Linked DNA regions of Homo sapiens: region 2 is linked to region 1. A link is an interaction called in ENCODE POLR2A ChIA-PET data of the cell type or tissue named here. Cell type or tissue: B cell. All regions are shown on one strand. Each heading gives the region's core, and the rest is flanking DNA. Links, peaks and the distances in the headings are about the cores only. Region 1 overlaps SLC35H1 (solute carrier family 35 member H1). Region 2 holds the start of ELMO2 (engulfment and cell motility 2).

Region 1 (17,402 bases), core at 803-3,302:
AAAGTAGGATCCAGCTTGCTGGCTGAAGTTTACCAGCAGGAGAACCCTCAAGAATTCTCGAGTCCAACTTCCACTTCTGCAGCAGGAGACTGAAGCCAGGAGGGGGCGGTGACTAGCCCGAGGCCCTCAGAGCCTCCGTGCTCAGGAGTCAGACCGAGATCTGCCTCTAATTCAGATTCCCAGCACAGACTCAGCAGGCGGAGGTGGAGCACCAAGGGCGCTTGGAAGCGGCCTCTTATCTGGCTCCTGCACCTCTGCCCCCCTTGGATTCCGCAAGCTCAGAGGCCAAGATTAAAGGAGGCTCGTGCTCCAGCTGGATGATGTGGGAAGAGCCAGCCAAGGAGGGGGGCCAGGGCCTCCTCCGTCTTAGAGGCTGCTTGGGATGCAGGCTGCTTGGGCGGCAGGGGGAGTCTGCCAGAGCCCCGCTGGCTCAGGTGGATGAGAGCTTCCTGTCTGCTCCCCCACTGCCCGCCTCCCAGCACAGGGAGCAAGCGTTGCTGTCTGGTGCAGTAATTACAAGGTGCAGAGCGGGGGCCCTTACCTCGCACATGTTGGGTTCAATGACAGCCCTTCATTTAGCAGCAATTACCAGCTGAACCTAAAGGAGGGCTCCCTCTCCTCCCCCACCCAGCCCACCCAATCGCCTGGCCTCCCAGGCCAGACAGCGTCCACCTCGGCATTGAGCCCTAGAACCACCCATGCTGTCTGCAGCCATTGCATCTCAGGGCTGCAGCATCACCATGGCAACGCGGTGCTTGCACAGGTTGAGGGGAAGCTGAGGATGTGACTTGTCTCTCCAAGGCTGTGGTGTCTGTCCCCACACAGCCCCAGCTCCGAGGCTTCTGCAGAAGGGGCGGAGAGAGGACTGACCTGCAGGTTCGAGTTTCAAGTGCTTACCTGCCCACCACCTCTCCCAGGGGCCCACAGTGGAAGGAAGGTTAATGGCTCCAATATGTGAGGACGTCCACAGTTGGTGTTGTGGTGGCGGTGAGAATGGGCTGCAGTTTGCCTGTGGGAGGGACCTGAGCCATCAGGCAGGGCCCGGCATACCTTCATCTTCACTCCGGTACCCTTTTCTGCCTTGAGGGCTCAAGGGATTGTCTCCATCTGTTTCTGCTTTATCCTGCTGTGAAAAACCTGAAAATCCCAGTGGCTTGAGAGTAGTTACATGGCACCAAGAGAATTCTCCTCATGGTACTTGCTGCAGCTTCCTGCATCACACACTAGTGATGGACTGAGGGTGGGGACTCCCAGGCCATCCATTTAGGTCGACAGCATTCAGTGAGTACTGGCTACATGGCAGACACTGCCGGACTTGGGGACAGAGACATTCATTTTTGGAGTCAGCCTTCCTCCCAGCCCAGGAAAGTGATGAGGCAGTGGGCTGGGGAATGGGGAAGAAAGAACAGAAAAGACCGTTCACTGGGCACCATCTAGGCCTTTGCCATAGGTTATTTAATCTGTAACAGCCCGGTGCAGTAAGGACTGATTGTATTTCTTTCCTAGCTGTGGAAACTAAGTTCCAAGTGGTTAAGCATAACGATGGCTAAGGATACAACCTGCAGACGCCGTAGAGTGAGAGACGTGTCTCTCTTTGCTGTGATTAGCTGCGTGCTTTTGGACACGTTGCTGATCTTCTCCGAGCCTGTTTCCTTGTCTCTACAGAAGGAATAATAATACATACACCTGAAGGAAGCTACTGTGAAGGTGAAATAAAATAATGTAGGTAAAGCACACAGTGCTCGGCTCATAGTCATCACCACTCAGGAAATGGAGCAGGAAGGACGTCACATAACTCGCCCAGATGAGAGGAGGAGCCAGCGTTGGAGCTCTGGCCTTCCAAGATCCCCATCTCTGCTGCAGTGTCTGGTACTGAGCATGCACTTAACAGATGCTTTTTTTTTTTTTTTTTTGACATGGAGTTTTTGCTCTTATTGCCCAGGCTGGAGTGCAATGGCACGATCTTGGCTCGCTGCAACCTCCACCTCCCGGGTTCAAGTGATTCTCCTGTCTCAGCTTCCCAAGTAGCTGGGATTACAGGCACCCACCACCATGCCTGGCTAATTTTTTGTATGTTTAGTACAGGGAGCTCTAAAGCTGAGATGCCTTTCAGAGTTGTCCCAAGTTGGGGTGAGAGGTTCATGGCTTTACGCCACAGCATTTTTTGTATTTTTAGTATTTTGTATTTTTGTATTTCAGTACATGTTGGCCAGGCCGGTCTTGAACTCCTGACCTCAGGTAATCCACCTGCCTTGACCTCCCAAAGTGCTGGGATTACAGGTGTGAGCCATCGCACCCGGCCCAGATGCTTGTTTTTTGAAGGAATTTCCACTAGCGGAAACTAAAGTGGGGATTTTACAGGTTCTAACTTCCAAATGACTTGCCCTGTAAGAAGGGGCTGCTCCCTCCCACCACCGCCCATTCCTGCCAGCCTCCGGTCTCCCAGCCATCCCATGGAGTTTTCACCCTAACTGCACAGCCCTGACATCAGCCACGTCCCTTCACCCCTGCTTTGTAGTAACCAATTAGCTTAACGTCTGTTCCCATGGTTATTTAGTTTCGTTGGCAACTAACATACTTCCCAGAAACAGGCCAGCATCTCCCAGTCCCACCACCATCCTGCTGGTGGGGCCGTCCTCTTCTGGATGTCAGATGAGAACTCTCCTGCTGGGGAACAACAGAAGGACAGAACATAGAACCAGAGGAAAATGCATTCAAATGCATTCCATCAGTGTTTCTGGACAGTCTACAATGTGCCCTGGCCGGTGATCGCTGCTGGAGATATCGAAGTCATTAAAACATGGTCTCTGTCCTCAAGGAACTTCTGTAGGGCTTTTTATTTTATTTTATTTTATTTTATTTTATTTTATTTTATTTATTAGAGATGGGGTCTTCCTCTGTCTTCCAGGGTGGAGTGCAGTGGCACAATCATAGCTTACTGCTACCTTGACCTCCTGGGCTCAAGTGATCCTCCCACCTTAGCCTCCTGAGTTGCTGGGACTGCAGGCTTGTGCCACCATGCCTGGCTTCTGCAGGGCTTTTTAATCCAGTGGATTCCCTGGGAATTAGATTCAGAGATGGAGATTAGAGTGCAGGACATTTATTAGAAAGTGGTCTTGGAAAAATTACCTGTGGAAAGGAGAAGGCGGCAGGTTAGGGCAGAGGGGAAGTTGAGCTTCAAGGCAGTCCTACCAAAAGCCTCAGCCAACCCCATGGGGAACTCTAAAGCTGAGATACCTTTCAGAGTTGTCCCGAGTTGGGGTGAGAGGCTCATGGCCTTACACCACAGCATTGACCTGTCATTGGAAGTGAGCCTGCCCCTGGAAGGAGATGTGACTTTGGGTAAGGCAGTTTCTTCAAGACAAACCCCAAAGAAGGATGACTGCCGGACTCCCAGCAACTGAGGAAATAAGTCCTTCACTCCCAACCGGAGACCTGAACACCACATCACAGTGTCTACCACAACCAGGGTCCACAGTCTGGCTTCAGGGATGACCAGGGATCTCTGAAGAGGAAAGCAGCATCCAGCATGTGTGTGCATTTACATGTTTTTCTGGGAGACAGTGTCCTTGACCCCCAAAAGATTAAGAATCATTGGTCTATGGAAAGCCAGACTCATTCAAAACCGTGTGATCAGAGATGTACATGGTAGTTGTTCAACAAATATAAAAGGACGGATGGATGGATAATCGATGGATGGGTTGGTGGATGGCTGGATGGGTGGATGGACAGTTAGGTAGATGGATGGAGGGGTAGATGGATGAAGGATGGATGGATGGATGGATGGAGAGATGGATAATGGATGGATAGATGGATAGGTTGATGGATGGATGGGTAGATATATGATGGATGGATGAATGGGTGGGTGGATGGATGGATGGATGGATGATGGATGAATGGATGGTAGATGGATAGGTGGATGGATGGGTAGATGGATGATGGATGGATGGTGGATGGACAGATGCCATAATAGTTGAATGTATGGGAGCCACAGGAAAGGGAGCAACCGTCTGGGTCAGGAGGAGAGCAGACTTCCAGGAAGAGCTGACCCTTTTGAATTGAGTCTTGAAGACTAAATAGAAGTTTGCTAAGCAGACAAAAGAGGCGTACCTTGCAAGGGGAAAGCAGATGCGAAGGTGCAGAGATGTGCGTGAGCTTGAGGTTGGTGTGTTTGGCTGCTGTAACAATTTGTTCACCCGTGGCTGGCCAGAGGTGCACATGGGGAAAGAGGAGGGGGAGCGGGGCTACTGATCCATCTTTGAAAAGAGGAGGTATCCTGATAGGATTGTTCCATCATGTTATTTTGAACAAGTAAGTAGATCCTCTCCCCGCCCCCTAACAGTCAACAGTGGTATCTCTAGCATGAGGAGGGGGAAGAGGGAGGTCCTAAAATAATTTCATGCGAGTAAAGAGCATTGGGTCATTTACCACATCCTTTTCCATGCTTGAGCTCCTTAGTCCTGCAATCCACCCTGGGAAGCTGTTGGTTCTGAACAGCCCTGCTTTCCAGATATGAAACAGGCTCAGAGAGGCCAAGTGACTTGCCCAAGGTCACTCAGCTCTTTAGCCACCAAGCAGACAGCCCTATAGCCCAGCAGGGGCTTACACCTCCCAGAGCTCAGCAGCCCTGTGGTTGGGATGGCAGGCAGCCTCACTACCCTCCTGAGATTAGGTTACTCTGGCTAGGGACAGAAAAGGTGGCCCACTGTAGGGGGCCCAGGGCCTGGCGGCATCCTGCTGGCAATATTTTGCTTTGCGAGGAATCCCCCACTGAGCCCAAGCCTCCCATCCTGTTCCTGGGCTGCCCCATGAATTAAACATGCCCCCATGGTTAACTCAGTAATGCTTTTATTAATAGTTAATTACTCAACGTGCACTGGGGAAATGAGACTCACTCAGGCCTCGTAAATTAAGGCAGTGATCTCGTGAAGGAAGCCAATGGGAGTTCATTACCCCAGCCCCTTCCGACATTGTACCTCTGGGCTTGCCATTTAGCGGTGCTAAACGAGATGCGCTGGCGGGGGCAGGAAGGGGGGACGCGGGGACAGGAGCCTTCTGCAGGGGGAGGTGGGAACTGGAGGATGAGTGTCCACCAGTTTCCTGGGAGAGAAAGGGCCCTAGGAGATGGGGCGGAAGCATCAGCTAGGAAATGTGATCCCTGCACCTTGGCAGCTTGTCATCTGCCTGTGTTTCCTGTCACTGCTAGGGACTCGGCACAACCTCCAGGGATTCCCAGATGGGGCAAGGCCATCTGTCTCAGGTGTGGGACTCCCTCACCCCGTCTGGGCCTGGAACCGGCCCTGCCCCAGCCTCTGCTGGTGGCGTCCCCCCTCGTGCAGCCCTTCAAGCCCTGGGTAGGGAAGAGCAGATCCCTCCTCAGAGTCCAGGGCCCTGGCCTCCCCTACCCCTGCTCTCTCATTTCACAAATGTCGAGACTTCCCCTTCTAGTTTTTGTTGTGTCTGAAGCCAATTTCCCATCCTGACTGTGCTGCCGAGCTGGATAAGGGGCTTGCGCTAACCTGGTTTCGTTTTTCTAAATTTACCTTTCTCCCAGGTTTTGTTTCCCAGGAGACAGAATCCCCTCTATTTATCTTCCTAGGAGAAGACAGCCAATGTCCGCTTTGAACCTACTATGTGCCAGGACCTGTCCCTGTGGGTTATGTTCGTTGGCTTTAGTTTCTAGCCATGTGACTCCACCTCCCGGGGTGTCTGTTTCTTCATCTGAAAATGGAGATGATCATAGGACCTGAGTCTGGAGTCACTGTGATGATTAAACGGAGTGGTTAGACACTGCCCAAAACATGTCAGCTCTCTCTACGGGGCAGCTGTCATTACTTGCTTCTTCACAACAGTGCTGCCAGCTGGAGACCGTCCCCATTCTACAGATAAGCAAAGTGAGGATTTAAATACCTTCTTTGAACTTGCCTAAGGACACACAACCCAGAACTTCATGTTGCCAAAGTTTATCATGTTCCTTCCTTAGAGGCGAAGTGGGGCACCGATCCCCACTCTAGGAGGGCACACTGGCCAAGCCTGGGAGCCAGGAGAGATCTGCCCATCTGTCCTTGAGTCACAGGGTCTCACCAAGGCAGTGTAGGATGAGACGCAAGGCCCTGCAGTTGGGCTGGCCCAGGTCCAAATCCTGCCATACCCACTGGTCATCACTTTAACCCCTGGAACCTCAGTTTCCACTTCTGGAGGAATGGGCTTGAGGTAGCACCTGGCTCCGTGGGCGGCCATCAGGGCTTCCGTTTGGAAGTGCCTGACATCTCGTAGTCAGCTTTCAGAGCTCTCTGCACCTGGGCTGCTTTATCTGTAACTGGGGATAACAAAAAACGTCTCTTGCTGGATTGTGGAAGACCCTACAGAGATAAAGGGCACCAATCTGCCTTTTGAGCAGGCAAATGTAAAACAGGTGAGCTGCTGGTGCAGAGGTCAAGGCCCCTCAAAAACAGTTTAGCAGAGCTGCTGGGGGTTAAACACTGCCTGGGTGGATGAGGTGACTGCTGGCTTGATGAGGGCTCTCATGGGTCCGTGATGCAGAGGGTTGGGGACGGATCACCACCCAATGTCCTCCTCAGCTCCCAGCTGCTTTGCCAGGCAGAGGTCAGCCTCTCAGCTGTGACTCCCCAGGACTGCCAGAGCCACAAGCGGGCAAGAAGTCTGGGGTGGGAGATTGAAGCCTCCCCGGTTAGGGAGCACAAGTCGTGAAGGAGTGCGGCTCGGGGTTCATATATAATATGTAGCATCAGATTTAAATGTCACTGCTGCAGGCGGCTGACCCGGGTCCAACACAATGGGCCGCAAGGGGCAGCGCCACCGCCTCTTCATCTTCCTGGCGGTAGCTGACCAAAGGGAGGGAGATTTGGTTTCTTAAAAAACTAAACAGTTGTTGAGCACTCTGGCGTTGCCTGGGCAACAACTGAGGGGGAGAGAGAAGCATCTTATTGTTTAAAGTTATTCTTGCTCGATTTCAAAGGGCTGCTCTGAAAAGACCACATTCTCCAAGCAGCGTGGCTGGTCCTCTCCGCCGTCCCCGCCATGCCATCCCAGCTCCTGCCCTCCCTCAGCCCCCATCCCCACTTCCCAGCCTGAGGCTGCAAAAGGGGTTGTAGCTGTGCTGGACATCAGGGCGCTGGAGACAGCCTCCCTCATGCGCTCTGTGCGTTCATCCGCAGGGCAAGCAGAAACACAGAGACAACACGCCGTGCTACTGCAGCCACCCCCGACCTGGACATGTGGGCACAGGGGCACTGTGGTGCTTGGTGACTTAGGGGTCAGCTCAGCACAAGTGCCTGAACTTGGGAGTGGGCAGGGAGGGACGGGGGTGTCTCCATCATGTATGTTCCAAATGTGAACATCTTGGTTTTCAAGCCCAGACGGGGGCAAGGAGAAGGTGGCCGTGTCAGGTCATTACTCAGGGGCAGTGGCTGAGTGCAGCCCCATGATCCCTCAAGAGCATGCCAAGTGGCCTGTTGTCTGCACCCCTCTGCCCCTCCTGCAACGCTGTATTGGAATTGTTTATTCATCTCTCTTACCCACGAGACTGTTAGCTCCCTGACAGCAGGGCTGCGTCTATTCATCTCTGTGTATTCTAACAAGCTGCCTCAAATCCTTTCAGGAGCAAGGCAAATTCTGAAGATCCGAATGAGATGTACATATATTGTTAATTAAAAACATTTAGAGGGTGAAAACATACACATGATACAGAATTCAGAAGATTCAAAAGGAATAAAAACCCATGTGTCCTGGTGCTGAGTTTCCCTCCATAGGGGCACTCCTAGTTCCCAGCATCTGGTGGATTCTTCTAGAGATATTCTGCTTATATAGACACAGATGGGCCTAAAATAAGATATATTGGCCGAGTGCGGTGGCTCACGCCTGTAATCCCAGCACTTTGGGAGGCCGAGGCAGGTTGATCACTTGAGGTCAGGAGTTCAAGACCAGCCTGGCCAATATGGCAAAACCCCCGTCTCTACTAAAAAATACAAAAATTAGCTGGGTGTGGTGGCACACGCCTGTAACCCAGCTACTGAGGAGGCTGAGGCAAGAGAATTGCTTGAACCTGGGAGGCAGAGGCTGCAGTGAGCCAAGATCAAACCATTGCACTCCAGCCTTGGCAACAGAGTGAGACTCAAAAAAAAAATATGTTATTCATACCTCCAGCCCCCCATCTAGCACGGGGCCCAGTGCATAGTAGGTGCTCAATAAAAGCATGTTGAATGGATGCATGCCCAGATGAACAGAAGTGGATGAAGGATGGGTGGGTGGGAGGGTCAGTGGTAGATGGGTAAATAGACGCAGCTCTTAAACTATTAGTTCTCTTTTCTTTTTTTTTTGAGATGGAGTCTCGCTCTTTTGCCCAGGCTGGACTGCAGTGGCGCTATCTCTGCTCACTGCAACCTCCGCCTCCCGGGTTCATGCCATTCTCCTGCCTCAGCCTCCCGAGTAGCTGGGACTACAGGTGCCCGCCACCACGCCCAGCTAATTTTTTGTATTTTTAGTAGAGATGGGATTTCACCGTGTTAGCCAGGATGGTCTCGATCTCCTGACCTCGGATCTGCCCGCCTCAGCCTCCCAAAGTGCTGGGATTACAGGTGTGAGCCACCGCCCCCGGCCTATTAGTTCTCTTTTCTTACAGATATATGGATTCCCCGAAAAGAAATTACTTGAGACAAAGACGGCAGACCCGGAATTAGACACAATGAGTCTGGGGGGCTATGTTATTCTGAGGGAGATGTCCAATAAGCAGTTAAATTTGTAGTTGTACCCGGTGGGAATTTTATTCTACTGCTAATAACAAAACCTAATTAGAATTTTTTGACTCCATAAAGCCCCACCTTGATATCAAGAATATCAGGGTCAAGGTCACTGTGATTTCCTCATGGTCCCAAAATGCTTTTGGGGAAAGTGACCTTCAACCATCCTGTTCATGTTCCAGGGAGGAAAAAGAGGGGCAAAAGAAGGAGTCAGCTTCCTATAAAAAGCCTGTTCCTGGAAACCCCACCAGATGACAGCTCCAGTATCTCCAAAGCAACCCGTCACTGCAGAGGAGGCTGGGAGAATTGGCCTCTGAGCTGGGCACATTGCTCCCCCAGGTAATATTGGGGGCTATTAGTAAGGAAATGGAAAAAGAGGAGGCTACTAGCAGTTTTTGCCACATGGGTGAAGAATCCAGGGAGAGAGCTGGCTGGAGGATGGAGATGGCAGGAAAGCGAGTTCCAGGAGTGGCATAAGCCAAAGCAGAAGGGTGAAAGTTAATGGCTCTTTTAGTTCCTCATAAGCTCTGCAGGCTCCAGTCTCAAGATGCATCCTGAATGGGGCCACTTCTCCAGTCTCAGCCTGCTCCAAGCCACGTGATCTTTCACTGGATGCTGCAGACCCCTAGCTCCTGGTCTTCCTGCTTCCCCTCCTACCCACTACTCAGTGCCCCATTCTCTGCCCCACAGCCAAAGGGATCCTTCTAATTGAGAAATCTGAATGCATCACGCCTGACTCAGAACCCTTCCGTAGCATCCCACCTTGCTGGGAATACAATCCCGAGTCCTCACCAAAGCCAGACCTTACATCATGTGTGGTCCATGCGCCTCTCTGTCTTCTCCCTTCGCTGGTCACTTTGTTCCAGCCACCTTGGCCTCATTGTTCCTTCTTACCCCAGAGCCCTTAGACTTGCTGTTCCCTCTGCCTGCAATGAATTTGACTCAAATCTTCGCATGGCAGCTCCTTTGCCCACTTTATGTTGCTGATCAAATACCACCTCCCCGGAGAGGCTTCCTTGACCACTCCAGCTAAAAACCCGCCCCTCCTCCCCATCCATCTCCACTCCAGGAGTTAATGCATCTGGGGCCATGGACCCCTTGGCCCTGGTGAAGCCCTTCTCAGAATAATGATTTTAAAGGCATAGACGAAAATACATAGATTTATCAAGGCAGCCAATTATATAGAAATCGTTTTCAAAATATTTACAAAACAAATGAGTGATACAGTACTAGATGCACTTCTTTATTAATGCATTAAATAACAAGATCTCGTGGCAGTTCTATTAACCACAACAATTTTGAAGCAGTGATGAGTGTCAATGATGTTTCAAAATGTATGCAACAACTGTAATGTGATAGGAAATATCTGATTTCTGTTGGTGACAAAGTCACAGGCACTGCTAATACTACCGTGGTATGTTGCCAACATTTATAATTGAAGAAAAATGCGATATTTTAGTTACAGGTTAGTGAGATAAAAATATAATTTTTTTCCTCCTCTAACTTCACTGACCCCCTGAATTCTATCTCTAGATGCCTTGGGGCAGGGGGAGGGTCTGGTTCTTTTTTTTTTTTTTTTATAAGTCCCTTTCACTACCCAACATCATACATTTATTCGTCAACTTGCTTTCTGTCAATTTTTCCCAGAAGAGCAGAGATTTTATCTGTTCTGTTCTCTGCTGTATTTTCAGGACCTAGAACATCTGCCAGGCACATAGTTGATCAACAAATATTTTTTAAATAAATGAATAAGCAATAGAGGAGGCTGGAAAGACAGGGAGGCTTGAGGCAGATGCGAGGGGCCTTGAAAGCCAAGCACAGGAGCTCGGCTGTGACTGGTGGTGATGGACTCACCCTGGGAGGGGACGCCAGCCTGGGAGAGGTCACTGTGCCCAGGGCAGCCAGGCTAATAGGTGGCGTGACTGGGGGCGTGAGCAGACTGGCTGTGACCACCTTCCAAAGGCAGCTTTCAGAGGGAGGCCCAGGCACACACGAGTCCCTGCATCAGCTGTGGATGTCGGCAGCCACTCCACTCCCTGCTCTCCCCGCTCCTCCTCTGGTCCCTTGGAGGTCAAGCAGAAACTTGGAGAAGCCAGGCTTACAGCCCTGTCATCATTCTTCAGCGTTTCCCAGGCAGTAATAGTGTGCCAGGCACCAAGGGCAGGGCCCACGGGGCTCTGGGGAAGGAGAGCCCCAGAGGTCATGATGCACCGCGGGGACGTCTCCACGGCAGCTATTGCAGACAGACCCAGTGTGTTGGACCCAGGAGCCACAGGTCACCCCTCCCCAACTGGGGCTGGATATTCAGGGCCACGAAGGAGAAGCCAGGGAAATAGCCAGCTTCTGGGATCAGACCCACTTGGGTGGAATTTCAGCTTGGCTGCTTGTTTACTAATTGCATGCGGTTGAGCAGGTCACATAACCACTCCAAGCCTTGGTCTCCTTTTTTTTTTCCTCGAGACAGGGTGTCACTCTGTCTCCCATGCTAGAGTGCAGTGGCGCAATCTTGACCCACTGCAGCCTCAACTTCCAGGGCTTAAGCGATCCTTCCACTCAGCCTCCCAGGTAGCTGGGACTACAGGCATGCACCACCAGGCCTGCCTAATTTTGTAGCTTTTTGTAGAGCCAGGGTCTCCCTATGTTGCCCAGGCCGGTCTATAACTCCTGGACTCAAGTGATCCTCCTACCTGAGCTTTCCAAAGCACTGGGATTACAGGTGTGAGCCACCGCGCCCAGCTCAGTGTCCCTTTCTAAAATGAGAGTGGTTTTTTCTACATCATAGATTTTGGGTGAGGATTTAATGTGGGAAAATAACAGATCTAAAGCAGCCAGCTCAATGCCAGATGCATGGTAGATGCTCAACAAATGGTTGCCCTTGTCCTTGTGAAAATAGCAAAATGACTTGACAAGGAGGCCAGTAGTCCTCTGAAGCCAGCATCCCTGCATAACCTGCCTCAACACCCTGCCCAAAACGGAGTAGGGGGAGAATAAGGTGGTAACCTGGGAGCCAATAAGCTGGGAATGAAGAGAAAAGACATGTTTTGGAACCATGTCTGGATTCAAATCCCAAGCTCTGCAGTTTACAGCTGTGTGACCTCAGGTAAACCACATCACCTCTCTGAACCTCACTTTTCTTTTTCATAAAACAAAGGTAATCCCTTCTTCTCACAGTGCTGTGAGGGTTACTGGACAAGTGTGCACAGAATGTGTGAAAGACCTCTGGGACAGGCCCTGACCCGAGGTCAGCACTCAGTCAACAGCAGCTTGGAATACGTGATCACAGCCCAGCCCAGAGAGGGAACCAAGGAGGATACAGATCATAGGATTAATCCCTTGCATTTGTCAAGTGTTTCACACTGTGGAAGGAGCACTCACTCACAACCGTCTTTGCATCTGAGCCTCACTTCAGCACTTTAGGAATGAGAGGATGGAGAGTTTTTAACTTTTAAGTTCAGGGGTTACAAGTGCAGATTTGTTGTATAGGTAAACCCATGTCTTGAGGGTTTGTTGTACAGATTATTTTGTCACCCAGATACTAAGCCTAGCACCTATTAGTTATTTTCCCCTGCTCCTGTCCCTCCTCCCACCCTCCACCCTCCAACAGGCCCCAGTATGTGTTGTTCCCCCTTTGGGTCCATGTGTTCTCATCATTTAGCTCCCACTTGTAAGTAAGAACATGCAGTATTTGGTTTTCTGGTCCTGCGTTAGTCTGCTAAGGATGATGGCCTTCAGTTCCATCCGTATCTCTGCAAAGGACATGATCTCGTTCCTTTTTTATGGCTGAAGTACCGAGAGTTTAATTTTTTTTTTTTTTTTTTTTTTGAGACGGAGTTTCACTCTGCTGCTCAGGCTGGAGTGCAGTGGAGCGATCTTGGCTCACTGCAACCTCCGTCTCCCGGGTTCAAGCGATTCTCCTGCCTCAGCCTCCCAAGGAGCTAGGATTACAAGTGTGCACCACCATGCCCGGCTAATTTTTGTATTTTTAGTAGAGACGGAGTTTCACCATGTTGGCCAGGCTAGTTTCGAACTCCTGACCTCAGGTGATTCACCCGCCTTGGCCTCCCAAAGTGCTGGGATTACAGGCGTGAGCCACCATATCTGGTCCTTGATCTACATTTGACAAAAGAGACACAGAGCTGTGGTGGCACTGGACTCTCAGAAGCAATCTGCTCAAAGGTCACCAGCCAGTAAGGTTTGGGGCAGGATATGAAGCCAATTATCTCCTTTCCTGTCTCTTTTCAAAATAGACACTCATTCATTCACTCAAGAGATGGTCCCAAGCTAAGCCCCAGGGAACTGGCAATAAATAAGGTAGACATAGCACCTGCCCTCAAGGAACTTCGAGTCCCGTGGACTCAGGATGCTCCCCCCACACTTCACCGATTTGAAGGGAGACCTATTTTTGCTAGATTTTCCTTCAAAGAAGGAAGGCAAGATCTAGCAATCTTGCCCACTCGCAATCTTGCATCACTTGCCCAAGGTCACTCAGCATCAGATCTAGATGACAGATAGGGAAGTGCCTTGAGTCTAGAGTTATGGCCAGGAATAGGAGCGTTCTCTGTCCTTGGGGATGACATCCACTCACTAATAAGCCCAGAGATAGACACTAGGATCCCAGGATGAATAAGAGTCCTAAAATGAAGGATTCCACAGCCAAATGCACTGGGAAAAGCTACACCATCTCCACCCCTCCCTGCAAGTCTGCTGCTCCTGAACACACTGTAGGCTCTCTGAAAATTTCTACAGAAAGAAACCACTTAACTCGATGTTTCTCAAATGTACTTGACCATGTGAACCTTTTTTTCCAGCCACACCTACTGAATTTGGAGTATGATAGGCAGAGGAAAGAACACAGGCTCTGGATGGGATCAAACTGTCAAGATATTAAAACACAGAGGAGGGAAGGTCACTTGCCCAGGTCACTCAGCATCAGATCTAGAGCCTGGGTCTCCATGCTGTTGCTAACATGAGAAGATCCTTAAGGATATTCTGCCTGGCCTCCTCTCTCAGAGAGGTGGCCCTGACAACCTGCTATGTGGTAGTTCATTCTGGAGCTGCTGATTCCTTCCTAGCCTTTGTGCAAATTAAAAGAAGGTACCACCTTCTTCTGGGCCAACAAAATCCCATGTCAGAGCACATGGATTGCAAAAGTGTAGTATGGGCTGGATTTCAGCCCCCACTTGCCCCCTTAGCCAAGCACCCTGGTGCAGGACACAACCTGTGCAACTGTACATGGCCACCCTTATTAGCCCTTTCCTCATTCCTCCTCACTCATTCTACCCTTGGCCACTTCACGTGAGGGGCGCCCTCCCCTCAGTGCTGGGCTGAGGCTGGTGTGGGAACAGCCCAGTTGTTGGGGCTGTACTTCCAAACCCCAAAGCAGCATCAGCCAAAGGTGCTGACTCAGCAAACCTTAATTTATCTCACAGGCCAGGGGTGCGCGTGAAGCAATTAGTGAAATAATGGTTATGTCGCACTAAAAATTATTTATAGAGTCACCGTGCACACAGCTGTGATTAAATTAGACAACCAGGGGGACTTTAACTGCTGGCGGAACCAGCATCCCAGGCCCGGGCTGCAGCTGGCTGGGGGTGGGGCAGGGTCATGCTTCTGGTCTGCTCACCCACTCCAGGCAGCTGAGCCAACCCTGACCCAGGCCAGGACATAGGGGGTCTACCTGGGCAGGGGTCTTGGGAGGAATCCCTGTCCCAGAGAGTCTGCGCTGCCAGGAGCCCTGAAAATAAACAAGTAGGGGGCTTTCACACATTCAAGGCTGAGCGGCAGGAAGTTTGTTCACGTGGAGCCTTCCGCAGCCCTTCACGAGTGAAAGAGACGTGGACTGAGAACCAGAAAAGGTGGTCCCGGAGCTCCGCGGGCTTGGTGTTGACTCCAACAGTGGCCCCCGAGAGCCCAGATCCCAGCTGGAAACCATAGATCGGTGAAGCCCTCTCATTTTACAGTTGGTGAAACAAAAGGCCAGGGATTTCCTCTCTCTTGTTCCTCCAGCAGACATCAGGAGACCTTTGATCCAGCTGGGATCCTGGATGAACTCTTTCCCCTCTCTGGACCTCAGTGTATCCCCCTGAAAAGTAAAGTGTTGCACAGGCAACAGATATTGATCAAGCACCTATTGCCAACTGGATACTGTTCTGTGTTTATATTTATTGCCTTATTCAAGTTTGCTTATATTCTTCTTTAGCTCCTCACAACATTCCTATAAAGTACGTATTATTGTTGCCACTTTACAGATGGAGAATCTGAGGTTCAGAGAGGTGAAGATATTTGCCCACAGTCACACAGCAAGTGAAGCAGAGCCGTTTTTCTAAAGGCCCATCAGACTGTAATGATAGAACATTGTGGTACACTGGGCTGAGATGCTGCAAAACGAAAACAGAACTTCCTTTGCACCGGCTTCTGGGCAGGACACTTGAGATGCCTCATTTCATTTCATTAGCAGCCCCTCAGGGGTAGATGTGGAAGCTGAGTCACAGAGTGGTTCAAGCCCCCTGTGATTGGCAGGGCTTATTTTTATCAGCAAGACCTGAGCTAAGGAGCTCCAAAGGGGTTGCAAATGGAGCTGCCCACAGGGGCCCAGCAAGTACCAAAAACAGACCTGGATGGTGGCTGTGGCCATCTGGACTCCCTTGCAAGCTCTGCCTTCAAATCCATCTGTTACCATGATGCAGCCCCAAGTTCAGGCCACCCACGTCTAGAGCACAAACCTTTGCCCAAAGACCAGAGCTACCTGTGTGATTTCAGGATTCTCCCTGGGAGCTGATGGTACCAGCTGCTCCGAGAAGTGGCAGCCGGGCGGAGAGTGTGGGTGGCAGTCAGGAAGCCCTCAGGGCACTGGCTTCTGGCCTGGCTCATCTGCCAAACCTGGGCCCTGCAAGCCTGGCACTCCCATCTAAGCTAAAGATAGTTTCAGACCATTTCACAAGAGTCGCAAGCCCAATCACCTTTTTACAGCCAGGGCATCTTCTTGCACCTCCCTGGCCCTGCCTCTAAACAAGCCCCTAGAGGCTCAGAGGAGTGGAGTGACTGGGCAGGGCCTCGAGGCTCAAGGCTCCCCCAGCCCCCTCCCCTCCCCTCTTCCAGCACCTTCCCCGATGCCTCCCTCATGCTCTGCTGTGAACAGGCGGGTCCCTCTCTCCAATCACAATTCTGCTGGCAAAGGGGATGAAGCTTGCTCTCCAGATGCCTCCTGCCCAGTGGCATCTGATCCAGGACCCTACAGGAGGAGGGCTAGAGGAGGAGAGGCCAGAGGATTGGGAGGAGCTGGCTGACCCTGGCGCCCTATCTCCCAGCAGGTATTTCCCGGGGAGTAACCTCTTACCCCACAAGACGCATCCTCCCCCTCCTTATTCCCCTGCCCCTGCCCAACATGGCTCCTCATTCAAACCAGGGCTGGCCTCTAGGTGCTCCCAGGTATGCGTGGGGCCTGGGTCGGCCCTGAGTCCCGCTGCTGCCTCTGGCCACTTAGCATGCAGTCCTTGTTTGCGACTGCAGCAACCAAATGAGATTAGCTTGCCTGCTCCAGCAGGTCCCCACTTGCCACCACCCACGGCCCTGCACAGCCACCAGCTGTTCTGGGAGCCTCCCACAGCCCCAGCCTGCCATCTCACCCCCATCACAGTTGGGCCAGTGAGGGGAAGGTAGGGAGAGGGTAAACAATCCTGCCCGGCTTTGTAGCCCCCAGATCCACCACCGCTCCCCACCAGGCCTTCTGGAGTCAGCAGTGGGGGGTAGGGATGCAGAGGGAGACAAACAGGATTCGGGATCCATCCTTGCTTGTATTCCTGGTCAGTTCTCCTCATGCCTGTAATCCCAGCACTCTGGGAGGCGCAGGCAGGAGGATCACTTGAAGCCAAGACTTTGATCTTGAGGCCAGGAGTTTGAGATCAGCCTGCACAACACAGTGGGACCTCGTCTCTACAAAGTTTAAAAATTAGCCAGGCGAGGTGGCACGTGCCTGTAATTCCAGCTACTTGGGAGGCTGAGGCTGGAGGATTACTTGAGCCTGGGAGGTCAAGGCTGCAGTAAGCTGTGATCACACCACTGCACTCCAGCTAGGGCGACAGAGCAACACCTTGTCTCAATAAAACAAAAAGGAAAAACCAAAACAAACAAAGAAAACTTCCTGGTGGGGAGCAAATCAGGAGGGCCTGGCTGGCTTCACCTAGACTGCCCCTCCTGTTGAATCCCCAGCCCAGCTGCCCTCCCTCCTCTGCCCCTGCGGGCCACAGGGGAGCCAGCAGAAGGGCCTGGCTCAGCCCGAGGCCTCCCTGCAACCCTCCCAGCCAGTGAAGGGTGTGGCTGGAAAAGGGGCCCAGTCCAGCCCAAGGAGTGTCCAGGGCCTGTGCAGGAGACTGGCAGGAAGAAAGTTTTCAAGAAAGCTGAGCTCCAAACCAGGCGACCGGAGAGGCGAGAAACCCCTTTGATGTCAGGACTCAGGTGTAGGTGTCTCGTAGAGGATTCCCGTGTTCCTGCTGACAGTCACAGCTGCCTCCCTGACTGTGGTCCTGGCTCGCCTGTGTCCTCCAGCAGCTTCTTTCTCTGACCACCATGCCCCCATCCCTCCCAGGTCTGTATCCCACAGACCCCCTGCCCAGACAGCACTAAAATCCTCTCGAGGCCACCCCG
Region 2 (12,064 bases), core at 6,889-9,388, 55 kb before region 1:
ATGATAGGAGACAGTGCTGTCAGGGAAGACTTGGAAGAGGAGATAACAGAGCATGGCCTGAATAAAGTGAAGATGGAAGCCATGTGATGAGCTGGGGGAAGAGCATTCCAGGAGAGGGAACAGCAAGTGCAAAGGCACAGAGATGAGAAGAAACTGTGTGTTCACAGAATGGGAAATTAGTATGTAAGACTCAAACAGTAAGTTAGGGCGAGAGTAGGAATAGATTAAGTCTGAGAAGTAAAGTGCCAGATCATCTAGGGTCTTGTAGACCGTGGTAAAGATTTTGTCTCTAAGCTTCCCACCACTCTAAAGATGGGCCATATTTGCCCAGTGTGGTGGCTGATACCTGTGATCCCAGCACTTTGGGAGGCTGAGGCAGGCAGATCACTTGAAGTCAGGAGTTCAAGACCAGCCTGGCCAACATGGTGAAACCCCGTCTCTACTAAAAATACAAAAATTAGCCAGGTGTGGTGGTGCACACCTGTAGTCCCAGCTACTTGGGAGGCTGAGGCAGGAGAACCTCTTGAAACTGGGAGGCGGAGGTTGCAGTGAACCAAGATCATGCTGCTGTGCTCCAGCCCGAGTGACAGAGGGAGACTCTGTCTCAAAAACAAAAAACAAAAGTCAAATGGATTAGAGAACTGAGAGGGGTAGATAATTCACTCACACAATAAGTACTTATGGAAGGCCTACTATAATTTTAAAATTTTATAATTTACAATTTATTGAGCACTTAAATGCAGACATTTTGCTAACTGTTGTATATTTACAGTGATCTCATTTCTCACAACAATCCATTAAGGCTGGTACTGTTATTCTCCCCATTGTACACATGAGGAGACAGGCTCAGAGAGATCTAGTAACTTACCCAGGGACAAACAGCTGGTAAATAGCACAAAGGTCTGCAAGGTTACAAAGCTCAGAATCTCTACTATCCTCTCCCACGTGCCAGACACAATTGCATTTGTGTAATCATGACATTCAGCTGCAGGTACTCCTCCTATTTGATTCCAGCCTGAAAACACGGCACCTGAACCTAGTTGCCCACTGGGAGCAGCTGAGGTGGAGGAAGAGGGATCTGGAACTCTGCACTTCTGTGCAGTCTTGGTGGAGCTGTCCATCAAGTTGCCCGCCCTCCTTAGCTAAAGTGTGGACATGTTACCTGAGCTCCGCCAATCGAACCCTTGCTCCAGGGACTTTGACTCATCAAAGAAAACTCTGGTCAAGAAAGGGAAGAAAAACATGGAATTGATTCACTTGCCTGCCTAAACTCTCAAAGCATCTCCACTTTCTGTCCTTTTCTAAGCCTGATTCTCCAGCTTCCTGTTACCTCTGTGAGTTAAACACTAGCCTGCCAATAAAATCTTTTTTGGGTAAAGTTAGCCAGAATTGATTCCTAAGACTGGCAATCAAAGAACCTGCACTGGCAATATCAGGAAAAAAAAATGACACAGTCTTGTAAAGCTCTCAAGTGAGTGATTCATTCCTTGGATAAATGTGTTATTAAGCAGAGCCAGGACTAGGATGAAGCAAACTGAGGCACCCAGGGTACAAAATTTAAGCCTTTCTTCCTCAGTGTTGTGTGAGTGCAGGGTTGGCTCAAACAGCCCTCCCTGCTATCAAAGTTAATAATAAAAGGAACGGAGAAGATCATTTCGCTTTCACATAAGAGTATGAAGTGAGTGTCCCAAGTAGGCAGGTAGCATTTGGCACCTCCTGTGCTGTAGCTCTGTTCCCTAGCACGTCGTCATCATCATCACAAGGTCAAGGCTGGGTCCAGCCAGTGAGAAGGAGAAAGAGTAACTCCTGCCAGAGTTTTAGCAATGTTAGCTATGGCTAAGCCTCAACCTCCCCAAGCCTCACTTTATTCACCTGTAAAATAGGACTAACAAAAATCATCTTTAATTCCAAGATGTTTCGAGGATCAAATGAAACAACGTATGTAAAACTGCTTTGCAGACTGCGCAGTGGCCTACAAGTGGTAGTCACTACATCGTCTCTTTGCTGAGTATCAGTTTCTTTATCTGCAAAGGGACAGCTGAATACACACCTCCCAGGATTGTTGTAAGAATCTGCTAGACAAACGATTAAAGTATAAACTTTGGAATCCAACAGGCATAGGTTGGCATCTTGCTCTGCCCCTCACCAGCTGTAAGATCTCGGACCCTCTCTGAGCCTCAGTTTCCTCATCTGCAGCGAAGGGATCACGGTGCTCCCTCCATCACACGGCTGCTGTGAGCATGAAGAGAGACAGCAGGAGTGAGTCCTTGGCGCGGTGCCCGGCCTTGTTCCGATCCGCAGGTGCAGTGACGAATGCCACCTCCCACGGATCCCTTCCAACAGCACAGCTGAGTTGTACCCTTCTGCCTCTGCTCAGCGCCCACGGTCAGCCCTGGGTGCCGGTATAATTAGCTCCAACTCGGTGGTGAGCAGCGCGGCTGCTCACAGCCTCTGACACGACTGTCACCTCCCACTCAGTTCCCCAAACCACAGCTATCCCCACTGTTGAGTGTGCGGTAAGTGCCCGCTGGGCACAGGGCGGAGTGCCACCAGAGGCCCGCTTAGAGCTCACAACCTATGATTTGACACAGCGAGCAAAAGCCTTTTCCTTCACTCTAGGACTGCATACCAAAAAGAAAAAAAAGTTTGGGGGAAAAAGAAAGCTGCCTCTTGGGTTAGCTGGGAAATTACCTTCCTTCAGACCCTGTAGCCCGCAGGGGAATGGCGTCCTGTTTCTTTAAGAGGCCTCCACTAGGGGGGCGGGGACGGCCGGCGTTTTTCCCCTCTACCGGCAGCTGTGCCCGCCCCTTCTTGAGTGACAGACAAGCAACCTAATTGAAGAAAGAGACTTCAGCGTGACGGCGAGTCGGAGCAATAGAAGCCGGGCCCGGCCTGTGCGGGGCGGGGTCCCAAGAAGGCGGGGCGGGCGGAGGCTGGAGGAGCCGCCGAGCGGAGACCCGGGAGCAGGAGCTGGGCCTAGGTCTGCGCCCTGGTGAGTGAGGGGCGCCCTGGGGGTCGGGGCGCGGCAGGCGGTGGAGAGGGGCCCGGCCCGAAAGACGCAGGGAAGAGAGGCCGGGCCGAGCGTTGCGGCTAGCGTCTGCTCCGGAGGCTGAGGGGCTGAGAGGGCGGGCCTGGGCTGGACCGCGCCGGCTCGTCAGGCCCCCGAGGGGTGGCGGCCCTGCCGGGGCCTTAGGAAGGGAGGAGAGACCGGGTCCTGGACCCAGAAGGGGCGTCGCGTGGCGGAAGAGGGCGGGCCAGGCAGTCAGGCACGGGGGCTGGGCTGGGCAGCGGTCGGAGGGAGAAGGAGGGAGGCGTTGGGTGGGAAGATCGGGGAGGGGCGGCAAGGAGAGGGCTGGGAAGAAGCCGGAGAGCGCTCGGGGCGGGCCCGCACGAGTTGAAAGCCCGGGGTCATGCTCAACCTGGACCCGGCTGCCCGCGTCCACCAGTCCGCCCCGTGGATCCTGCTGGCTCAGTAGCACCCCGGTGCATGTACTTTCCACCTCCTGCGCTCACCCTTGAGTTCAGGCCCCTCTCGCTTCCTGCCTGGGCAGTTGCAGTGTGTTAACTGGTCTGCCCTGCGCAGGCACAGGGGCCCTTCTCCTGTCGGCCTTGCACCGTGCCCAGAGAAACCTTTCCTTTTTTTTTGAAACCTTTCCGAGACGGAGTCTCGCTCTGCCGCCCAGGCTGGAGTGCAATGGCGCGATCTCGGCTCACAGCAACCTCCGCCTCCCAGGTTCCAGCTATTCTCCTGCCTCAGCCTCCCAAGTAGCTGGGATTACGGGCGCCTGCCACCACGCCCAGCTAATTTTTGTATTTTTAGTAGAGACGGGGTTTCACCGTGTTAGGCTGGTCTCGAACTCCTGACCTCAAGTGATCCGCCCGTCTCGGCCTCCCAGAGTGCTGGGATTACAGGCGTGAGCCACCGCGCCCAGCCGAGAAATGCAGAGCAGATCTGGATGCTTAGGGCATGAAACTGGCCCGGCGTCCCACCCCTTTGTAGGGTCAGATCCAGAACCTCACCCAGGCCCTGGAGATCCGGTCCCGCTGACCTCTCCCAAGTCTGTCTACTCGTCCGTCCGCTTGCTCAGTGCTCTCCACACACTGGCCTCTTTCTGTTCCTTCTACATCCCAAGCTCCTGCCTTCCTTGGGGCCTTTTATTTAGTATTCCTCCTCCCTGGTCTGCTCTTCCTCCCCTGGCTTAGTCTTGTAAACTCTTCTTCATCCTTCAGATCTCCGCTTAAGCATCACTTCTGCAGGGGAGGCATCCCTGTCCCTGACTTTTCGACCAGTACCCCACGTTTATCACCCTGGGTACTTGTCCTTAACAACACTTGCACAACTGCAATTTTACATTTATTTACAAAAGTATTGATATTTCTCTGTCCATCCCACCAGATTGTAAGGTCCACGAAGAAGATAGTGTCGGTTTTGCTTCATGTAGTATCTCTAGCATCTCACACAGGGCCAGGCAATATAAATATTTACCAAATAAATAGATGCAGGGTTTGAATTTGGCAAGAGGAAGGGGATGTGAATCGTGGTCACTGATGTCCTACCTGCAGGGGAATGAAACTGACATTTGGAATGCTTTTTGTGTGCCAGGCTCTATGCTAGAGTGATGCTGCTGTCTAATAGAAATGTAATGTGAGCCATAGATATAATTTTAAATTTTCTAGTAGCCACATTAAAAAATGGAACAGCTGAAATTATTTTAGTAATATATTTAACACAATATATTCCAAAATTATATTATTATAACATAATCAATATTAAAACATTATTAATGGGATATTTTACGTTCTTGTTTTTTGTACTAAGTTTTTGAAACCTGGTTTGTATTTTACACAGAGGGCAGCCTGTGCCACTTTTCAAGTGCTTAGTAACCACCTATGGCCAGGGATTGTGGTATTGGGCTGTACAGTGTCACACACTTTGTATACCCTCTAGAGTCTTTTGAGATAACTGTTGTTATCTGCACTTTACTGATATCGATAGTGAAGCTTCTAAAAGAGGTTGCCTGCCGGGGATAATTCTAGAGTTTGTAAGTGGAGGAGGTGAGATTAGGACCTCTATCTGTTCATCTTCAGTCTGGTCTTTCTATATATCTGATGTGGACTCTAGGAGGTGCAAAGGAAGTTTGAGGGTACAGGAAGTCAGGACCAAACTTCTTTAAAAACTTCAGTGTACAGCATATTCTAGCTTGTTCTGTGCTCAGATAATGTGTCCAGATGTAGCAGTACCACCTGCCAAGGTGGCTCAGCAAGAAGCATATTTGATGCAGTTGAAGAAAACCCTGCAAGGCAAGTCCTTTGACCTGGTCACCATACCTCGGCCCAGCCTGGACTAAGTCTGGTCCCAGGACCTGGATAGAAAAAAACACATACCATGCAGCATCTCAGAGGTGCTGAGAATACTAGGCTTGAGTTTATAGCCTGGCTTTTCTATTTTTTTTTTGAGATGGAGTTTTACTCTTGTCGCCCAGGCTGGAGTGCAATGGTGCCATCTCGGCTAACTGCAACCTCCACCTCCCACGTTCAAGCGATTCTTGTGCCTCAGCCTCCTGAGTGGCTGGGATTACAGGTGCCTGCCACCGTGCCCGGCTGATTTTTGTATTTTTAGTAGAGACGGGGTTTCACCATGTTGGCCAGGCTGGTATTGAACTCCTGATCTCAAGTGACCCGCCCACCTCAGCCTCCCAAAGTTCTGAGATTACAGGCGTGAGCCACGGCGCCCGGCCTACAGCCCCAGTTCAGCAATTGCTCACTGAGTATCTACCACGTGACCAGCACTGTTGTAAGCCATTTTTGGTGATTGGGCGGTGTATGTCATAGCCTTCATCTTCAGGATGCTTCAGGTATACTTGGAAAGACAAGACTGGATCACATAAAATGACTAGATGGTATGCAAGGCATCATGAGGTGTAATGAAGAGCCAGAATCAGTATGGGCTGGAGGCTGCAAAGTGGCTGTCTTGGCCAAGCTGCATGATGTGTTTTTAAAAATGTTGGATTTAAACTCCTCTAGGCAAGGTGGTACTTTGCAGTGTTACAGACCCTACATGGAGGCTGCTTGTTTTATTTACTTACCTGCTTGGCTGCCCAAGACATTTGAATTTATAACCCTATTAGGCATGCTATGCTGGTTTCATGTGAGTCACTAGAAAATATTTGTTGAGCACTTCTTATTTGCCAGGCATTGTATTAGCTGCTGCTTTGGAACTGATCATAACATTTTCCAAAGTTCTTCCACTGGGAAATAGTAATAATAATAGTGGAACACCAACAAATGCTTTGCCTTTTGTATTGACTTTCCTCCCGGACTGCCTTCACATATGCTCTCTTATTTTGTCAACAATACACAACATACCTGCCTAGCAGGTAGGGCTTACTGTGTTGGGGAAACGTGGTTTCAGAGCTTTTGCAGTTTCTTCAGGTTCACACGGTTAGAATTCTGCTATTATGCTTAGTGCTTTATTATCCCACTTGATGCTCACAACAGCTTTACGGGGTAGAGTTGATGCTAATCCCCATTTTACAGGTAAGAAAATCGTTAGTGCTAAGATCCAAGTTCAGGCCTTTCCCACTCCAGAACACAGCTCCTAACTTGTTAAGCTACACTTCCTCACTAGAAGGCCAAAGTTGGAAGAAAGCTCAAAAACATCTAGTCCAGCCCCCGATGTAGATCAGGACCTGAGGTCCAGAAAGGCTTGTGTTTGTGGCAAAGCTGTGCTGCAGGAGGAGGACTAAACCAGAAGTGGGGGCCTAGGCCTTCTTTTGTCCCTAACTGGTGGCATGGCCTTGCCAGCTTCTCTGGACTTCAGTTCCCTTATTTATGTAATGAAAGGGCTTGGCCTGATTTTACACTGAGAACAATGCTGTGCTGTTATGGTCAGTATTGAAGGAGTTCACAGCCCGAGATTTTAGTTGTAACCCAGGACTCTTCCCAGCACACCACACTCCCTCCCTACCCAAGCTCCATCTCCTTGTGCAATCACGGTTTTCTAAAGTTTAATTCTGAAGTTCATCTGTATTTTCCATCTCAGTTTCTGTTTCCTCTCATTTCCAAAAACTGAGGTAAGTGGTTTGTAAACACTGACTTTTTGTAAATTCATCTCTTCAGTCATTGTGGTTAGGGATTTGGAAAGTTCTAGGCAATTAATAATCCTCAGTCAGTAGTGTTTTCACTCTCTTCTGAAGGCATTTAGGTCTGGAGGCACCCTGGAGGGAATTTTCCTGTGGAATTCTGTGGACACAGCTATGTGGCAGGCAGTGTGCTGCAAACTGGGGGAAGAGTAGATGGGGGAATAGACTTAGGCTTCATGAGTCCTTGCCCTCAGGTTGTCAACTCTCCTGGAGCTGTGGGTCAACCCTGAGCATCTGAGAGTTTATAAATGACCTGGGGTGTGTGTTGATGGTGCACAACCAGAGTTGAGAACCACTGTTTCTCGGACCTTATCTGATCTAGAGCCTATGTCCCAGACTTGAACATGCACTTGAACCACCTCAGGATCTTGTTTGAAGGCAGATTCTGATTGGGTGGGTCTGGGCTCCCAGGGATACTGCCGCTGCTGGTATGCACATCACACCTATCGTAGCCAGGGAAGAGACTGCACATAGAGAATTATAAATCAGTAGGATCAGGAAGGTATGTACAGAAGACTGGGATCACAGATGAGGCTGCAATTAATTTTCCCTGAGGTGAGAGGATTAGGAAAGCCACATAGAAGAGTGATTATCTTAGCTGGGCCTTGAAGGTTGAGTTGAAGTTTGCCAGCTGGACAAGGAAGAGGAAATAATAGCACAAGCAAACATACAGACTCAGAAGAGCATGGTTTTTCAGGGAACAGGTGGTCTGGTGAGAACATGGCATCTGCAAAAGCGAATCTGAAAGCCAGTTCCACCACAGAGCCACGGTGGAACTGGAGTAAGTTGAATGCTCTGCTAAGGAGCTTACTTAAGCACTATTCTTTAAGTATAGGAACACTACAGAAGGTGTCTGTGCAGGATAAGAGAAGACCCAGGCCATTCTTACAGCAGGAATCAAGATGAAGAAACCCAAATAGTTCCCCTGCCCCCACACCCCTTCTCACCACACCTTTGCCTCTATGTAAGTTTGTGGCTTTTTACCATGTGTGAATGAGTCCTGTGTCTAACATACTTCAACAAAAAGGGGAAACCTCAGCTGCTGTTGGTATGGTGGTCCTTCCCAGGGCTTCCAGCAGTAAACATAAGAACCTTAATCTCTGCCAGTCAAATCCTCCCTTTTCTGTACCTCAGAGTCTGATCGTCATTCAGTGGACTGAACTAAGGGAAGTTGAATCACTTCTCAGATGAGAAGATTTCAGAGGGGGAAGCCTTTATAGAGATTGTGTTCTCGATTAGAAAGGGCGTGACTCCAACTTGCCTTCTTGATGAGGTTGCATTCTGTTGCAGGAAACATAAACCAAACTTACCCATGCCTCCTTCACCAAATCAAAAGCCAAATAACTGAACAAAAAGTACACATCCGTTCTTATCCTGAAAGGAATAGGGGGAAGGAGGGGAGCTGGAAACCTGGCATTCTTCATCCCAAATTCCTTACTAATAGGAGGAGATCATCTTTCACTTCATTCCTTAAGATTCGGTTTCCAATCCTGCTCTCAGAATCCAGCTCCGTGAAGCAGCAGTCACTGCATGGGTGATTGATAAAGCTCCATGGGGCTTCTGTAACAGTGCTGATTTTATAAGCACACCTTCTAGAAGCCACTTAGAGACTGCTCCATTGGAGACACTAATGTTCCTATTTTTCTCTACTTTTCCCAGCTCTGTGTTTGAAAAACTGGCCTTTCATTCTTATGACTTATAGTAAAATTGTCATCAGGTCAGTGTGTGCCTGTCTCCTGTTTTGTAGCATTTTGAGTTTTCCAAATCATCCTTATATCTGTAATGCTTAAAGAGGAGTGGAAGGTAGAAGGGTGGGGAGTTGTTTAATCCGGAAGGGGCCCTCTGGGCCTGGATATGGAACTACAGCTCCCTTATGCTGGTGGTTTGCAATTGAGCTACAGTACTGCTGAGTGGCGGAGCAAGAGGCTATTTATAACCCTGAGAATTTTGCAATGTTACTGAATTCCTTTGACCTAATTTCTACTTCCTTTCTAGAATGAAAATGAAGGGAGTAAGCAAACACGTGCTGGAAGGGTTCCCTATAAGGAGATCCTTTATCCTGGGAATATTATCTGGAGAACAGAATTATTTCTAGTCTCCTATCTCCTGATGTTTCTTTTCGATAGGGAGAAAAGCAGAGGGAGGTTTTCCTCTTTCTTTCAACTAGAGTTAGGGGTGCTAACCCTGATTTTTCAGTAAGACTTATTCTAATGTTTGATATGAAAACAACAGTTTTTTATTTTATTTTTATTTTTTAATAGAGACAGGATCTCACTTTGTCACCCAGGCTAGAGTTCAGTGACATGATCATAGTTCACTGCAGCCTCGAACTCCTGGGCTCAAGCAACTCTCCTGCCTCAGCCTCCTGAGTAGCTAGGGACTACAGGCACACGCCACCATGCCCAGCTAATTTTTATTTTTTGTAGAGAAATGTCTCGAACTCCTGGCCTGAAGTGATCCTCCTGCCTTGACCTCCCAAAGCATTGGGATTACAGGTGTGAGCCACTGCGCCCAGCCAAAACAAACTGTTAAACAATGGAAATACTGTGTAGTTAGAGGGTATTGGGACGCAGAGGGAACACCAGACAGCCTGCACAGTTCATGCCTGTCCCTGTCTGTTTGGAGCCAGCCTGGTTCACAGGAGTGGAAGAAATCAGAGCCATTGGGTTTAAGCAGACACAGGTGCTTACTGAGCCTTCACTGGACACCAAGTGCTGTGCTAGGTTATGAGACTGCAGAGTTATACCTGTTCTGGAGGAGGAGCTAGTGGAGATGTGTAAATATGTAACTGTAATAGAGTATGACAAAATCGTACTCATTAACGGAAGTATGAACAGGATGCTGTGAGAACACAGAGGCCCCTGTCCTATTTACTTTTGCCAGGGAAAGTAGAGAAAGCTAAGACTAGTACAAGGAGGAGGTAACATCCGAACTAGGCTCTGATGCTTGAATAGGAGCTCTTCTGACAGTCAGTAGGAGGAAGAGAATGTGCAAAGGTACAGAAGAATTGAAAGAACATGGCCTGCCTTATAGAAATAGCCCGTAGTCCAGGATGGCTAGATTGTAAAGGACCAAATAGCACACGAGGGAGTGTGGCCCACCTGTAGACAGTGGAGAGCTGTCTTCTGTTACAATGGTGAGTTCTTGCTGTGAAGGTTTCTTAGCCTCAGTGTGCTTTGGTTTCAGATACACAAACCAGAAATCTCCACAAAGCACCTGCTGCGGGTCAGGTGCAGAGCCACCTGCTTTCTCATGGCTTTCCAGCAACACCAGACAACCTGGTATCAAATTCTGGCTGTGCCACTTGCTAGCTATGTGACACTGAGCCTTCTACTTAACTCCTCTGTGCCTCCATTTTCTTATCTCTAAGGTGGGGATAATAACATACCACACAGCATTGCTGTGTGGATTAAATGAATTAATATATGTAAAGCCCTTAAAATAGTGCCTTAGCATTATGTAATTGCTAGCTAATGTCATCATCTAAGGAAGTATTATATAGAGCGATGAGAACTCGCTTTGGAGTCCTAAGACCTAGGCTTGAGACCCAGTTCTGATGTGTTGGGTTGATTTAGTTTTATTTCTTTTCCCTCCCTTCATTTTTTTTCTTTCCTTCCTTCTTTTAGGAGGGAGGTGTAGAAAGAGGTACATGGAGAACAAGTTTGTCAATCCGTCTGAACTTCAGTTGCCTTACCTGTAAGGTAGGAATGTTTTTCAGAGTTCTTATGAGCATCAACTATAATAATGATATAGAAGTGAGCAATCAACTATAAAGAGGCTACCTGGGCTGGGCACAGTGGCTCACGCCTGTAATCCCAGCACTTTGAGAGGCCGAGGCAGATGGATCACCTGAGGTCAGGAGTTCAAGACCAGCCTGGCCAACATGGTGAAACCCCGTCTCTACTAAAAATACAAAAATTAGCTGGGCGTGGTGGTGAGTATCTGTAATTCCAGCTACTCAGGAAGCTGAGGCAGGAGAATCGCTTGAACCCAGGAGACAGAGGTTGAAGTGAGCTGAAATCATGCCATTGCACTTCAGCCTAGGCGACAAGAGCAAGACTCCATCTTTTAAAAAAAATTTAAAAAAATAAAAATAAAGAGGCTACCTGTACGTTACTACTAGATATATGATTACTATGAAGTTACCATATAACCGATCTGTTTCAAACAAATCAGACTTATCTAGTGGGTAAGAGCAAACCCATGGGTTTTGCTCTCATTAATTCAGCCATTGTTAATTAAGTGCTTACCCAGTACCATCATCATATGCTAGTGATGCTGCTGTCTGCTCAGACCTCCGTTTTAGAGTTCCTGCAGAGCTTGGGGGCAGCTGTGGTCTTAGGCGTATTAGTTGCAATGAGTAGAAACATAGACTAGCTTAATTTATAGGAGTTTTATTGGCAGGATACAGTGGACTTTCAGGTACCCCGAGCATAGGAAGTAATAGCCACATAATCTGGAAAGTTAGCAGGTAATGGCTTTTCCATCTCTTTCTGATTTCTGGCCTCAGTTCATTTAGATATTTATGGATTCCTCCTGCAGAATCACTTCCTCTGAAAGGCTCTTGGTTTTTTATTCTCCATATCTTTGGCTCGTACGGATCTTTGGCTTGCCATGGTATTCGCTCTGAAGCTTACTATGATCTTACTTCTCCAGGGTCATTATCACCCAGTTCCCTTAGTCTGTGTCTTTTATTTGTTTGTATGTATGTATGTGTGTATTTATTTATGATGGAGTCTCATTCCGTCGCCCAGGCTGGAGCGTAATGGTGCAATCTGTGCTCACTGAAACCTCCGCCTCCTGGGTTCAAGCTGTCCTCCCTGCCTCAGTCTCCCGAGTAGTTGGGATTACAGGCGCCCACCATCATGCCTGGCTACTTTTTGTATTTTTACTAGAGACGGGGTTTTGCCATGTTGGCCAGG

Evidence for each region. Peaks named below come from ENCODE experiments on the same cell type or tissue, not always from the same donor. Only the 100,000 strongest peaks of a DNase experiment are listed, where the experiment ranks them.
Region 2: POLR2A ChIA-PET joins it to region 1 with 7 read pairs; 16 of 35 experiments call an interaction of 5 or more read pairs at or near these places.

Annotation. Positions count from the first base shown.
Region 1 is chr20:46,331,399-46,348,800 of GRCh38, reverse strand. SLC35H1 (solute carrier family 35 member H1) reads left to right here. Exons shown (of 10, transcript NM_015945.12): 10 at 1-2,817. Among named protein-coding and RNA genes, the nearest start is that of SLC35H1, 24 kb to the left of the region's middle. RefSeq lists an enhancer at 10,777-11,278. In B cell, for the core only: no CTCF peak of the experiment used is centred there; no DNase peak of the experiment used is centred there.
Region 2 is chr20:46,397,476-46,409,539 of GRCh38, reverse strand. ELMO2 (engulfment and cell motility 2) reads left to right here and starts at 2,925. Exons shown (of 22, transcript NM_133171.5): 1 at 2,925-2,992; 2 at 10,769-10,843. It overlaps LOC124904917 (a long non-coding RNA gene), which reads right to left. Exons shown (of 3, transcript XR_007067614.1): 3 at 11,521-12,064. LOC105372633 (a long non-coding RNA gene) reads right to left here and starts at 2,761. Exons shown (of 4, transcript NR_146919.1): 1 at 2,692-2,761. RefSeq lists enhancers at 2,058-2,217, 2,668-2,727, 2,485-3,114, 3,115-3,744 and silencers at 2,734-3,208, 2,898-3,487. In B cell, for the core only: no CTCF peak of the experiment used is centred there; a DNase peak (open chromatin) is centred at 8,077.